Linked DNA regions of Mus musculus: region 2 is linked to region 1. A link is a loop called in an ENCODE intact Hi-C map of the cell type or tissue named here. Cell type or tissue: left cerebral cortex. All regions are shown on one strand. Links, peaks and the distances in the headings refer to the core of each region. The heading gives the core; the rest is flanking DNA. Region 1 overlaps E130304I02Rik (RIKEN cDNA E130304I02 gene). Region 2 has its middle 51 kb from the start of Gm36234.

Region 1 (6,487 bases), core at 621-5,620:
TGCTCTCTCTATCTTCCTGCATTGCTTATCTTAAAATTTATGTCCTAGAGTGATGGCTGGCTGTCAGAAAGTGGCAGAGTAGTCAGGCGGTGTGTCCAGGGCTGCTCAAGCACAGAGCCTCCCCTAGGGTCCAGCAGGCCTGTCGTGGCCCAGTTTCTGCACTACCTTTCTTTCTGGAAGTGTCTCTGATGGGGTGTTCTCGTTTCCTTTCTGTGGCTGTGATAAACACTCTGAACAAGAACAACGCAGGGAAGAGAAATGGTTATTTCAGCATTCGGGTTACAGTCTACCATTCAGTGAAGCTAGAGCAGGAACTCAGCTCTTCTATACATCATTGCCTCCCACCAAGTAACTCATTTCACTAAGGACCACAGAGAATGCTGTGGACCAGGCTGGCCTTGAACTCATAGAGGTCAATCTGCCTCTGCCTCGCAAGTGCTTGGATTAAAGGCGTGTGTCACCGCTGCTCAGCTTAGCTTTCTTATATAGCCCAGAACCACATGGTTAGGGCAGAATGTTGGGCACAGTAGGCCCGAGGTGGATGCCGGGAACCTAACTTAGGTTAGTAATCAAACTGTTGAGCCATCTTTCCAGCCACTAGGTTTCCTCTAACTTTAAATGAGTTAGCTTCAATATGTATGTATGTATGTATGTATGTATGTATGTATGTACATATGAAGACAGTGCCCTTGTAGTTCAGAATGGGGCATCAAATCCCCTGGAGCTGGAGTTACAGGCATTTGTGAGTCACCTGATCTAGGTGCTGGGAACCAAATTTAGGTCCTCTGTAAGAGCAAAACATGCTCTGAACCACTGAGCCGTCTCTCCAGCCTCTGCTTCTAGCTTTCCAAATAACCTTCAAATAACGTAGAGAAGACGACAGGGCTGTTTTAAAAATTGCACTGGCTTGGTGCAGGGCTAGCTCGAATTGTGGCATTTTAAAATTGGTAACAAAAGAGACTCAATCTGTGCATAGGAGAGTTGGGTAGCAGAAATATATGTTCCTGTGAAATGCTGCACACCCGTGGCTTATGAAACTATTCTGATGGGAATGTGGTGGACTTTGTGCTATTACATAATACCAAATGGAATTTTGGCTTCACTGTTAATGATGTGCCATTGAAAGAAGTCAGAGAAGAATGAGATGTTTTAATAAAAGAAGAAAAGGCAAAGGAAATCCAGTCAAGACGTGAAGCCAAGAGCCAGAGATGGTCTCTTCACCCCCTCTCCCTCTTCCTCAGCCCTTCTGCAGCCATCTCCAATACAGTCTCCTCACTAGTTTACTGTGGCCCTGAGTCCATTTGTGAGACTGTGTGTGTTAGTTCCCTTTGCATCACCATGACCAAATTGCCTGTTGGAAACAAGGAAAAAAAAAAAACATATGTTTTGGCTCATGGTTTCAGAGAGTTCTGTTCATGGTTCCTTGGTTCCTTGCACCTGAGAAGAACATCATGGTTGGGAGATCTTGTGGCAGAGAAGAGCTGACATTTGAATCAGGGTTTGCAGGAAGAGGAGAGGCAGGGAAGGGGCAGGGAGGGAGAGGGAGGGGAGAAGAGTGGGGAGGGGGAGAGAGAGAGAGTGGGAGGGGGTAAATATACCTTCCAAGGGTCTGTCCTCCTCCAGTTAGGCTCCACATCTTAAAGTTTTCAGAACCTCCCAAAATAGCACTACCAGCTAGGGACCAAAACTTTAAAACCATGGGAGACATTTCAGAATCCATGCGCAACACTGTGGGTCTCATCGCCTTCTTGCAAGATTGTAGCATTTCATTTCTCCAGCTCCCGGTGCATCCTCCTGGTGCATGCTGGCCGGCGTTGATCGTGGGGAGGATAAGTTCATGGCTATGGCGTCTTAGAGAAGAAGCGGAGCACAGACAACTTTGCAGACTACTTTGAGTTCCAGTAGAGGGCGGATGGCAGATGGGACTCTTAATCTTCATGCCGCTTCTTCACACTCTTTGTACGTCCAGGGTGCACGAATCGTGTACCTGGCAAGCACGGCCATGTACTGGCACTAGGAGCAAGAGGGCTGGCTCTGAGCCTCCTGGTAGAGAAGACGATAGAGGCTCCCTAGAGGCAGGCAGAACACAAGGAATCAGACAAGTTGAAATGCGAACAGACGAGTAGAAGGAAAATGGATGGCAAATCAGAGGAGATGGGAGGCAGGGAGGAGACGGGACGGATGCGGGTGCAGCTGGATCCGACTGAGCACGGGGCTCTCAGAAGATCTCTGCCCCTGGCTGGCAGCCTTTCCTTTCCTGTCCCGTGGTTCTCTCTTCCTTCCTCTCTCCCCACTTCCAAGCCTCCTTTGTCTCTTCACAGTTATTGACTTTCGTGATGAATTGCAATCCAATGCAGTTTTCAAAAGGTTTTATTTTTATTTACACATTTTGAGTCATTAATAAGCATATGCAGTATAAAATTCAAGACAGAAATGGACATACTAACAATGAGGTCTCCCTTATACTTACTACCAGCCCCTCTACAAAGGAATCACTGCTAATGATTTATTGTGTGTTTTTTTTTCCAAAGAGACTCTATGTAAACACATACACCCTGTTTTACATATTACTCCCTGGCCTTATTCAGCCATATGATTTGAGGAATGGTGCCATATTGGTACATACAGAGCTGCTTTGCTGACTGCGAAGGCTGTGCAGAATCCAGTCTTCCAGCTTCGCCTTCCTTTACAAGTCTTGTGCTGAAGGACACAACACTTGTTGGCAACCCCTTGCTGTAGTGAGCTACCCCGTCAGCTGTGCTTTGGGACACGTGACCTTGTGCTGGAGAAACAAATTGCTAGAACAGGGGATTCCTGGTCAGAAGGTATATGCTTTTTAAAATTTGGAGGAAAAATACCGATGCATTTCTTTCATTTCCACTTTGCAAAACCAGTGAGTTTAGTTCCCAACATCCTCGGCAGGTGTTTCACAACCACCTGTGATTTCAGATCGGAGAGGGGGGTGGGGGGGGGGGGGAGGGGGGAATCTGATGCCCCCTTGTGGCTCCTAAGGGCACCTGCACTTGTTGCCCATGCCCACACAGACAAACATAAATAAATCATAAAAATTAACAAAACAAAAATAAAATAGCTCGGGTTTCCATGAGGAATTTAGTGTGCGGTGATTTCTTTGGCTGGTATGAGCGATGCATCAGGAAAATCCAGATGGGGGGTGTCAAATTCATGAGGTCAACAACAGAGAGAGACTGGAGATGAAGAAGGAGCCAAGAACCAATAATACAAGAGAAACACATCAGGGCATGGCTTTTCTTTTTAGAGAAGCCAGTATATCTGGATTAAGCCATGCCAATGTGGTAACTATGCAAAGATTATTGTTCATTTTGCCGTGCTGACGTTTCCCCTGGACTGTGGTCTAATAGCTTCCTTCTCTTCTTGGACCTGGCATCCACAGTGCACTTTGGCATGACTGGGATATCTTTTCACTAGAAATTGCATATAAAACCCACGGTTTCACTGCAAATAAATGTTCAGATTTACCATGACATGACTGTGGGGCAGTATTTCCATCCGTGATGCCCTTGGCTACTTCTGTGTTCGAGTGTGCTCAGGGTGAACTGAGCCATCTCGTTTGCAGTGAGGGACCTTGAGGTGGCAGCACCGCCACATTCAATTCTGCTGCACTCCGAGTTCATTACAAAGTGAAAGGAAAAATCGCTATAAATCAGAATAACACTGATTGTTATAATTTTATTATCAGAGCGTTAAGTCAATAAAACTTAACGAAAACGTCATTTGAATTGTGTACTCGTTTTTACTAGTTGTCCGGCATGTTCTAAAAGCACATCCAAAACAACAAAATGAAGAAATTAGTGATAAATTGTGAGAAAGCTGGGTCTTGTCTTATGCTGCAGTAAAACTAGATTTTCTTTTTGCATTGTAAAATATTCCTTTTGAAGATGTTAACGTACCCATAATGCCTTCCGTCTGCTGGACTGCATTTAGCATCCTATTGTCTGCTTTCGTGTTTTCGTATCATCTGGCCTTTTATCATGTATGGTTGTATATAGGAGGGGCCGGCTCATATATGAAATCCCCTCAGGAAAGAAGGTGTTTTTTTTTTTAAATGAGAAATAAAGAAATGTATTTATGAAAGGAGTCAGAGAAATTTACTGAGAGATGTCTATAATAGAAACACAGAAAGGTAACACCCCCTCCCCCTTAGAAGCATATTCACTACTGGGAGGGGGTTCCCAAGCTATGGAGCAGTTTTATAAAAGGCACGGTGTTAGGTGATACCATACTGCTTACATCAGGCACAATACATGATTACTGTGCACTTTTATCTTGTCAATTGCTGTCAGATTATTACAGTATTGCTGTATAATTACTGAAGATACAAGACACTAAAACGTTTGCCCCCATGTTTCCCCATTTTTCCTCTTTAATTTTAAGAGATAGGTATGCTGACATGTCATTTATGGGATGTTGGAAAGGTAAATTCAGAATGTGTTGTGGGTTTAATCTTTTTTTCACCTTTAATCTTTCTGCAGTGCAGGCTGGCTTTGAACTAACCCCCTGGTACTGAGATTACCGGCATGGACCACTATGCCAAGCTCAATAGGATGTTTTTAGAAGAATTCCAACATAAGGCGCTCTGCTGTGGTGTACAGACATTGGACTAGATTTAGATTGGAAATCAAATGGTTGGGGTTCTGTGGACTCAGAGCCCTTTTTCCCCGAACCCAACCCACTTGTTTGTATACTGTGTTGGGACTGGAGTAAGCATGTAGTGTGTGTGTGTGTGTGTGTGTGTGTGTGTGTGTGTGACTTTCTGAGTTTATGTTATTTCACATGTCATGTATATGCAGGACTCCCAGGAGGCTAGAAGGTCAAACTACTCTAGAATACCCCCACTCACCTCCCCGCCTGGTGTGCCCCACCAGCCTCTCAGATGACTCTAAATCAGATCTGGTTGACAGTGAAGATCGACCACGGCACAACCACGGCACAGAGAAGTTGCCTGCACTGTGACTCAAACCCAGAGTCTGTTATGTTAAAAGTGACATGTGTTTTTGATAACCACCCCTTAGATACATGGTCTTTTCTTTCTGGAGAATTGTCGTAAATAGATGTGTCATAGGTGATCCAAAACAGAATTCAATTAGATGTTCACATTTTATCTGAGTGTCATTGATACAAAGATGGAAATGGTGTAGGGTTAAATGTAAATTGTTAAGAGATGCCTTTTGGTCCCACCATCCAGCACTGCAAATCTCAAACAAGCCGGTTATTAGATAAAATACTTATTCTACTCTTGCAAAGAACTATTGATTTAATTTGGGTGACAGTGTCAATTTGAGGGAGTTGAGTGACTGTGTTGGGAAGTATCTGAGTGAAAATGGTCTACCCAGACAAATTCTTTGAATTGCACTAACAATGGCATGTGTGTATGGACTTCAGAGGTGACCTGTAGCATGGTTGCTGCTTCATGTGCTGAGGGTACACACATGCACATGCAAACTCGAACACATGCACATGGGTACACACTCACACACACAAAGATATATATTGAGAGCAGGTTCCCTAAGATGACAGTTTCTTGTTCCCAGAACACATTCAGAGTGACAGTGAAAGACACATGGGTGTCTAAGCAGAAGCAACAGGGAAAAGGGGCCTCTAAAACATCTAACCCAGAGTCTGCTCATGTTATTTTTAAAAATTATTTTTATGTGTATGGGTGTTTTGCCTAAACGTAAGTCTATGTATTATATGCATGCCTGGTACCCAAGGAGGTCAGAGGAGGGCATTTGGATTCCCTGGAACTGGAGTTACAGATGGTTGTGGGGCACCATGTGGGTGCTGGGAACTGAACCTGGGTCTCTTGGGTCTTCTGCAAGAGCCATCTCTCCAATCCCAACAAATTTACTTTTTAAAGTCATTTTGAATTGTGTGTGTGTGTGTGTGTGTGTGTGTGTGAACATGCCTGAAGAGGCCAGAGAGTTGCATACCCCTGGAGTTGGCATTACAGCTGGTTGTAAGCCATCTGACGTTGGTTCTGGGAATTAAACTTAGATCCTCTGCAAGAGAAGTCGGTGGTCTTCATCTCTGAGCCATATCCCTAGCCTGAGGCCTGATTACCACAGGGGATTTTTGAACACATTGAGGAGGCTGTGGTACTATCAGATGTGGTGCCTAATTGGTGGAGATAGGAGGAAGGGGGGCTTTGAAGGTTGTAGCCTAGCCTACTCCTGCATCCCACTCTTTCCCCTGTGTTACATTGTTTCGTTTAGGTGTTTTGGTCACAGTGATATAAAATAACAAATACAAGACAAAAGAAGATATTCTACAAAAGTTGATGCTATTTGCTCTAGACATTAAGAGACTAGATGCTAAAATTTATTTGAAAATTCCTAGTTCTCCACGCTGCAATGTTTCCACTGTTGTGTGAAAGTACCTTGAAGTTGACAGGAGACAACCCAAGCCCAAGTTCTCAGCACCAAGGAGATTGATTTGCCTCGGAGGGACA
Region 2 (6,487 bases), core at 453-5,452, 49 kb after region 1:
ATTTCATACAGAGGCGTCTAACACTAATGGGGCTGGTGCAGTTCGCGTGATAACACTTTATGCACAAAGAGATCATTTTTCCCAGTCAGTAAATAAAAAATGCACATACATATGGCTTACCCTGCTCCCTCTCTATCCAGCACCTCAGAAATGACTGTCTCATACCTTGCCTAGACCAGAGGGAGAAAGACATTTGTTTTTCTCCTCTGTTCCTTCCTTCCTGGGGTACAAGGCGCTCCTTATGGACTATCAGTGGCCTGGGGCATTGTGGGGGGTTACCCAGGCTCAGTGGAGGCCAGGTCCCCTCAGCCTCTACTGTCTGTTGGGGCACTGACCAGTCTTGGTGCTGCCTGACCCCTGGGCTTCCTTCAGCCTGCTGAGCTTGAGGTGTGAGGTATGTCCCACTGGCGGCCTGAGAAATGCTGTAGAGACCTGACTACGACACGGGACTCAATGCAATTTTTCCTCCAATCTGCTTCCAGGACTCCTGACTGTGTCAGGAGATGGGATCCTTGGCTCAACTTTTCTTTTAGCACCTGCCTCCTTGCATTTGCTAACCTCTCTTTATTCGATAAGCCGATGGTAGATGTCGGATTCAGAGCGTTCTGCAGGCTACGGTATTCAGCTAGTGCTAAATAACACCACTTAAAATGGCATTTACTGTATCATTTCATTGTATTTATGACAAGTGATACTGATTTCCCTTTATGGTCATGATAAAGATCCCTTCTAAATAAATTTCTTTAAATAAAGAGACTCAGAGAAATATTGAGTAAATAAGACAGTGATGCTAGTTTGTGGGAGGATCCGAAGGTGCCGTGTGACTGGTAGTGGCCTGGGAAAGAGGCTGGGTGGCTGTCCTACAACTCCAGTATTGTTTCAAAAACCAGTGTGGCTCTGCGTGGATTCAAAGCTATTTAAAAACACGCTGCTCGTACAATTATTGTGGGCCAATTAAAAATAAAACTTACACCCCCGCCAAGCCCCAAAGACATGATGAATGCTTAGAGTGATGGATATGCTAATTGCCTTGATTTGATTATCACAGAAGGCATGCATGTATCGAAACACCACACTAAACTTAGAAATACGAACAATTGCTATGTGTCAATTAAACAAATGAAAAACCACTGAAAGCTATGTGTGGAAGGGAATGCCTCTAATTCCAGCACTTGGATGGTGGAACTAGGCAGGAGGGGTTTGAGTCTGAGGCCAGCATGGGCTATATAGTAGACCATGTCTTGAGAAACCCCAAACAAAATCCCCCCACAAAGCAACCTGTCAAACAAGCAACCAACCAATCCCACACTCTTTATTTTCGACTGAAAAAGGGAAAAATGTAACAAATGCTCTTTGTTCAGAATTTGGAATAGGGGCTGGAGAGGTGATAACTGAGGGGCTAAAAGGAATCATTGCTCGTTCAGAAGAGTAGAATTGGTTCCCAGTTTCAGTGTAAGGCGGTTTGCAATCAACTGCAACTCCAACTCCAGAGGGTGTAATGCCCTCTTCTGGCACCCAAGAACATTGCATGCAAACACACACACACACACACACACACACACACACACACACACACACACACACACACCTCTTTAAAAACATCCAAGACTTGTAATATATAGAACACATACACAAATATAAAGGCAGTGAAAGAAATAAGTAACCCTGTCCTATGAGGGTCTTCAGAAGCAGCTTTGTCTCTTAATATGCTGTGATGCACAGACATCCTCTTTTAGGAACAAACCGGGGGTGTGGACACATTGTTACAGTCTCATCTCCTTCTTCCTTTTCAATTTCTGAGCTGTGAACACTTCCCCATGTCCTGGTTTCTGGGGTGCCAATTTCTCATCATTCCGTTCAGATCGATCTGAAATTATTCACCAATGCTCATTGTAAGGCTTTTTAGGATACAATGGTGCCCAAATCAAACATGTCACCCCTCTGAGTTTAAATTCCAGGCACTTTTGGGCGAGACACAATGTATTCAGTCAATGCCTTGGAGCTGGAGACTTAGAGCAATCAATGTTACAGGTGATGACTGCCACAGTGGTGTTCTTCAGCCCGAGCCTCACTGCACATTCTGGTGTCTCTGGAGCAGTAGTTCTCAACCTGTGGGTTGCGACCTCTGGGACTCGAATGACCCTTTCTCAGGGGTCACAAATCAGGTCTCCTGCCTATCAGACATTTATATTACAATTCATAACAATAGCAAAATTACAGTTATGAAGTAGCAACAAAAATAATTTTACGGTTGGGGGGGGGGGTCACCACAAAATGAGGAACTGTGTTAAAGGGTCACAACTTTAGGAAGGTTAAGAACCACTGCTCGAGAGAAACCAACAGAAGCAGAAGCAGGGAAAGGAGGACTTCTCAAGGCCCACTGCTGTGTGCACTTTTCTTCTTGTGAGCTTGTGAGCATATGTGTGTGTACATGGACACGTGTGTGTGTGTGTGTGTGTGTGTGTGTGTGTGTGTGTAAGTGGAGGTCAGAAGTCAACATCTGGAGTCTTCCTCTACCACAGTCCACCTTTTAAAAAGATATATCTTTATTTATATGTATGAGTGTGTGCATTTCTGTGCATGCCAGGGAGGGCGTGAGATCTTCTGGATCTAGATCTAGAGTGGATGAGGGGAGCTGGGGACTGAACTGGGGTCCTCAGGAAGATCAAGCACGCGTCTTTATCTCTGAACCATCTCTTCAGCACCCAGTCTCCATTTATCACTCACCCATCCATCCATCCATCCATCCATCCATCCATCCATCCATCCATCCATCCATCCATCATCTATCTACTAACTGTTTCTATTCTAGAATCTGAAACTTTCTAGCTGGTTAGCCTGGCTGGACAGCAAAGCTCCAGCGATCATCCTGTGGGTCCTCTCAAGTCTGGGATTACAGGTACATCATCGCACACAGCCTTTACACTGCTGCTGGGGACTTGAACTCAGGGCAGTCGGCCATTGGGCCATCTCCCCTACCCTTCATGAGATTATTATATATCTTAAATAATCTCATGAAGGGATACACACACACACACACACACACACACACACACACACACACACATATATATATACCCTTTGCTACAGGGTATCTTTTTATTGTTGGCCCATTTTTGAGTCAGTTTTAACTGTGGAGTTTGACTGTTCTTTACCTATGCCCTATACTGGCCCTGGCTATGTGGTTTGCAACTGTTTCTTCTTAATACACAGAGTGTCTTTTTAGCTTCTTTCTAGTTTTTTTTTTTTTTTTTTTTTTTTTTTTTGGGTAAAAGTTTTAACTTTCACCTAACCTTGATGAGGTCCTATTTATTGGTTTCCTCCACTAGACTTTAGTTTTTTTCAGAGCACATGACTTAATAACCTAAACCAGGATTTCATTAAAAATAGGTATTTCCTAGCTAGACATGAGAGTGAATGTCTGTAGTCCCAGGACTCAGGAGGAGGTTGAGGCAAGAGCATCCTAAGTTCAAGGGCATCCTGGACTACACAGTGAAATTCTGTCTCTAGGAAAAATATCTGTTTCCCAAGGACCCACTACACACCAAGAGCTTGTTTAGGAGAAGAGAGACCATGCTTGTTTAGGAGAAGGGGAAAACATGCAGATATTACCTCCATGCAGTTAGAAAGGCACTAAAAATACAATTTCAGGGGCCTGGAGAGATGGCTCAGTAGCTAAGAGCACTTGTTGCTCTTGCAGAGGACCCAAGTTCAGTTCCAATCACCCACATGGTGGTTCCCTAAAGAACATAATTTGTGTAGAACAGAGCCAGCCAAACACATGGAGTGAACACAAAGGCAGTCTGTGGGTGGGGAGAAGTGGGAGAAGTCTGTGGTGTAGGAGAGCTGAGCAGCATGGGGAGCTTGGGCAGCTGGGCCTGGGGACCACAGACCCTATAGGTGGCCTATGGAGCAGCGATGGAGAATTAGACCTGCTGAGAGCAATGGCAGTCTGCTGAGTTTCACTCTATGAAAGGTCTCATGGATCCTGGGCAAGGACTCAGTGGGGAAACACTTGCCGTGCACACATGAGAACCTCAGTTCAGATCCCTGGAATGCAACGGTCTGGCTGGATACATGGCATGTGTCTCTGATTTGGTTTCTCCTGTGATAAAACACTGGCCAAAAACAACTTGGAAGGAAAGGGGGCTCTTTCATTCCACAGGGTACATACAGTCCATCATGGAGGGAACCCAAAGCAGGAACCTGGAGGCAGGAACTGAAGCAGGGGCCATGAGGAATACTGGTTACTGGCATACTCAGACACTTTTCTTTCATAGCATAAGCCCTCTGCCTAGGGGTTGCACCACCCACAGTGGACGGAGCCATTAATTAACAATCAAGAAAATGTCCCAGAGATGTGCCCACAGGCCAATGTATTGAAGGCAATTCCTGAGTTGAGATTCCCTCCTCCTAGATGTCTTAGAGTCTTAGTTAGGGTTTTAGTGCTGTGAACAGATACCATGACCAAGGCAACTCTTATAAGGGACAACATTTAATTGGGGCTGGCTTACAGGTTCAGAGGTTCAGTCTATTATCATCAAGGTGGGGGCATGTCAGCATCCAGCAGGCATGGAGCAGGAGGAGCTGAGAGTCCTACATCTTCATCTGAAGGCTGCTAAGAGAAGACTGGTTTCCAGGCAGCTAGGATGAGGATATTAAAGCCCATGCCCACAGTGGCGCACCTGCTTCAACAAGGTCACACCTCTAACTAGTGCCACTCACTGGGCTAGGCATACTCAAACCACCACACTTAGGTTTCTGTCGAGTTGATAACAACAGATGAGTACAGAGGTGGTGAGAAGAGAATCCTTAGGAACTCAAAAGTCAGCTAGCTTGTGCTGTGCTGAACAGCAAAGGCACATGGTCTCAAACAAGGTGAAAGGCAAGGACCCATACTTGAAGTTGCTCAATGACTTCTATGCTGTTACACATACACCCATCTTCACAAATAAGCACACACAAATAAGCATATGGATACATCAAGCACACTCGGGTGCACACACAAAGTTAAAAAAGAAAGGCCCCATAGGCAGTTCACCAAAATGTACAGAATCTATGGTGTCATTATTTGCCAATCCCAATTCTCCATTCATGTGGATAAGAAGCCAGGTATCTAGATCAGAGGTTGATTTATTTACAGATTGAAGGCTAGATCATTCTTGGTTGTTCTGTTTGAGATAGGGTTGTGTCTTGTAGCCCAAGCTGGTCTCAAAGTCTCTTCAGCCTGGCATTACAGTGTTAGTATTACAGCCGGGTATCACCATGCCTGTCTTAGAATACTCTTTACTAATGAAAAAATTCCCCTTCTCACAAGCCTCCCACATAAATAAAGGTGGACTGACAGTGCCCATGTTGTGTTTCACAACCTTCTGCAATGCCCACTCCAGGGGAATACAGTGACCTCTTCTGGTCTCAGTGGGTACTGCATGCACATGGCACACACACACACACACACACACACACACACACACACACACACACACACACACAGAGTAAGAGTAAACCGATGATAAGAAGCAAAACAGAAAATGAAAAGAGGGCTTGTTATTGACCCCCAAGGGTACAACACATGCCTCGCACGCACAAGACCAGCAATGTCAAAAACAAGCTACAGGGATAATAAACAAAAGCTCTAAATGGCGCTGGCACAGCAATCTGGGTGTGGCGGCTCGTGTCTGTTACTCTTTAAAGCTAGTAGGCTTTGTATACAGAAGGTGCTTAACCATACATGAGGGATTCCCCATCACCTCCCCACCCCTGCCCACCCCGTCTCTGGGTCCCAGAAAGGTGTGTTAAAAAGCAGAAGATAATGTTTTCCGAGGGACTCACATCTCCTCCTGGGATGTCCCCAAATCAGAGGCCACTCTTCTCTGCTACCTGTGGCACCTCACCAGCATCCCCGACTCCCTCCACCTCGAGCTGCTCTCTCTGTGGAGAGGATGGGTGTTTGCAGTGTGTAAGCCCGCCCCCCCCCCCCCCAGGGCTGTGTGCTCTACAAGTTGGCTCTTTGGGGGGGGGGCTGAAGGGAGTAGGCCAGTTGTAATACTAGCTGTCTGCACACAAATGGCTTCATTTCAAAATCATGCCACAGACAGGATGAAAAACACCACACTGGAACAAAAGTCAGTGGGAACAAAGAGAAGCTTTCACCGCGGGACAGAGGGACAATGTGGAGCAGAGGGTGCTTCGAGGTGGTGTCTGGGGTCTTTTGATGATTAAACAAACAGCCGTCAAACACCTGTCTGCCCTCATCCGAGGAGAACCAGTGTCTGAGGGGATTTAAAAGCACCCCTGGCTGGCTGGTCTGCCACGAGAATCTTGGCAAACTGTTGTCTGGAGAGCACCGTAAGTCTGCCCTTATTTTAATGGAGGCATGGGAAGACAGAATCCAGTCATCCCTGAGGATGCTGGGTAGTTTCCTCCCATCTCCAGGGCTTGAGCTCTCCTACCGAGGGTATTAGGATAGTTAGCACATGGGGCTAAG

The links. Hi-C counts contacts between places; a loop is a spot of excess contacts. Peaks named below come from ENCODE experiments on the same cell type or tissue, not always from the same donor. Only the 100,000 strongest peaks of a DNase experiment are listed, where the experiment ranks them.
Region 2: a loop joins it to region 1, with 2.9 times the contacts of the local background. A loop is called at or near these places in 2 of 42 quality-filtered maps.

The regions. Positions count from the first base shown.
Region 1 is chr7:35,820,506-35,826,992 of GRCm38, forward strand. The region is part of intron 2 of E130304I02Rik (RIKEN cDNA E130304I02 gene); the gene reads left to right. Among named protein-coding and RNA genes, the nearest start is that of Zfp507, 21 kb to the left of the region's middle. In left cerebral cortex, for the core only: CTCF peaks have their summits at 3,036 (motif pointing left) and 3,604; DNase peaks (open chromatin) are centred at 917, 1,993 and 3,573; H3K4me3 peaks cover 642 bases; H3K27ac peaks cover 628 bases.
Region 2 is chr7:35,869,289-35,875,775 of GRCm38, forward strand. No RefSeq gene overlaps it. Among named protein-coding and RNA genes, the nearest start is that of Gm36234, 51 kb to the right of the region's middle. In left cerebral cortex, for the core only: no CTCF peak of the experiment used is centred there; no DNase peak of the experiment used is centred there.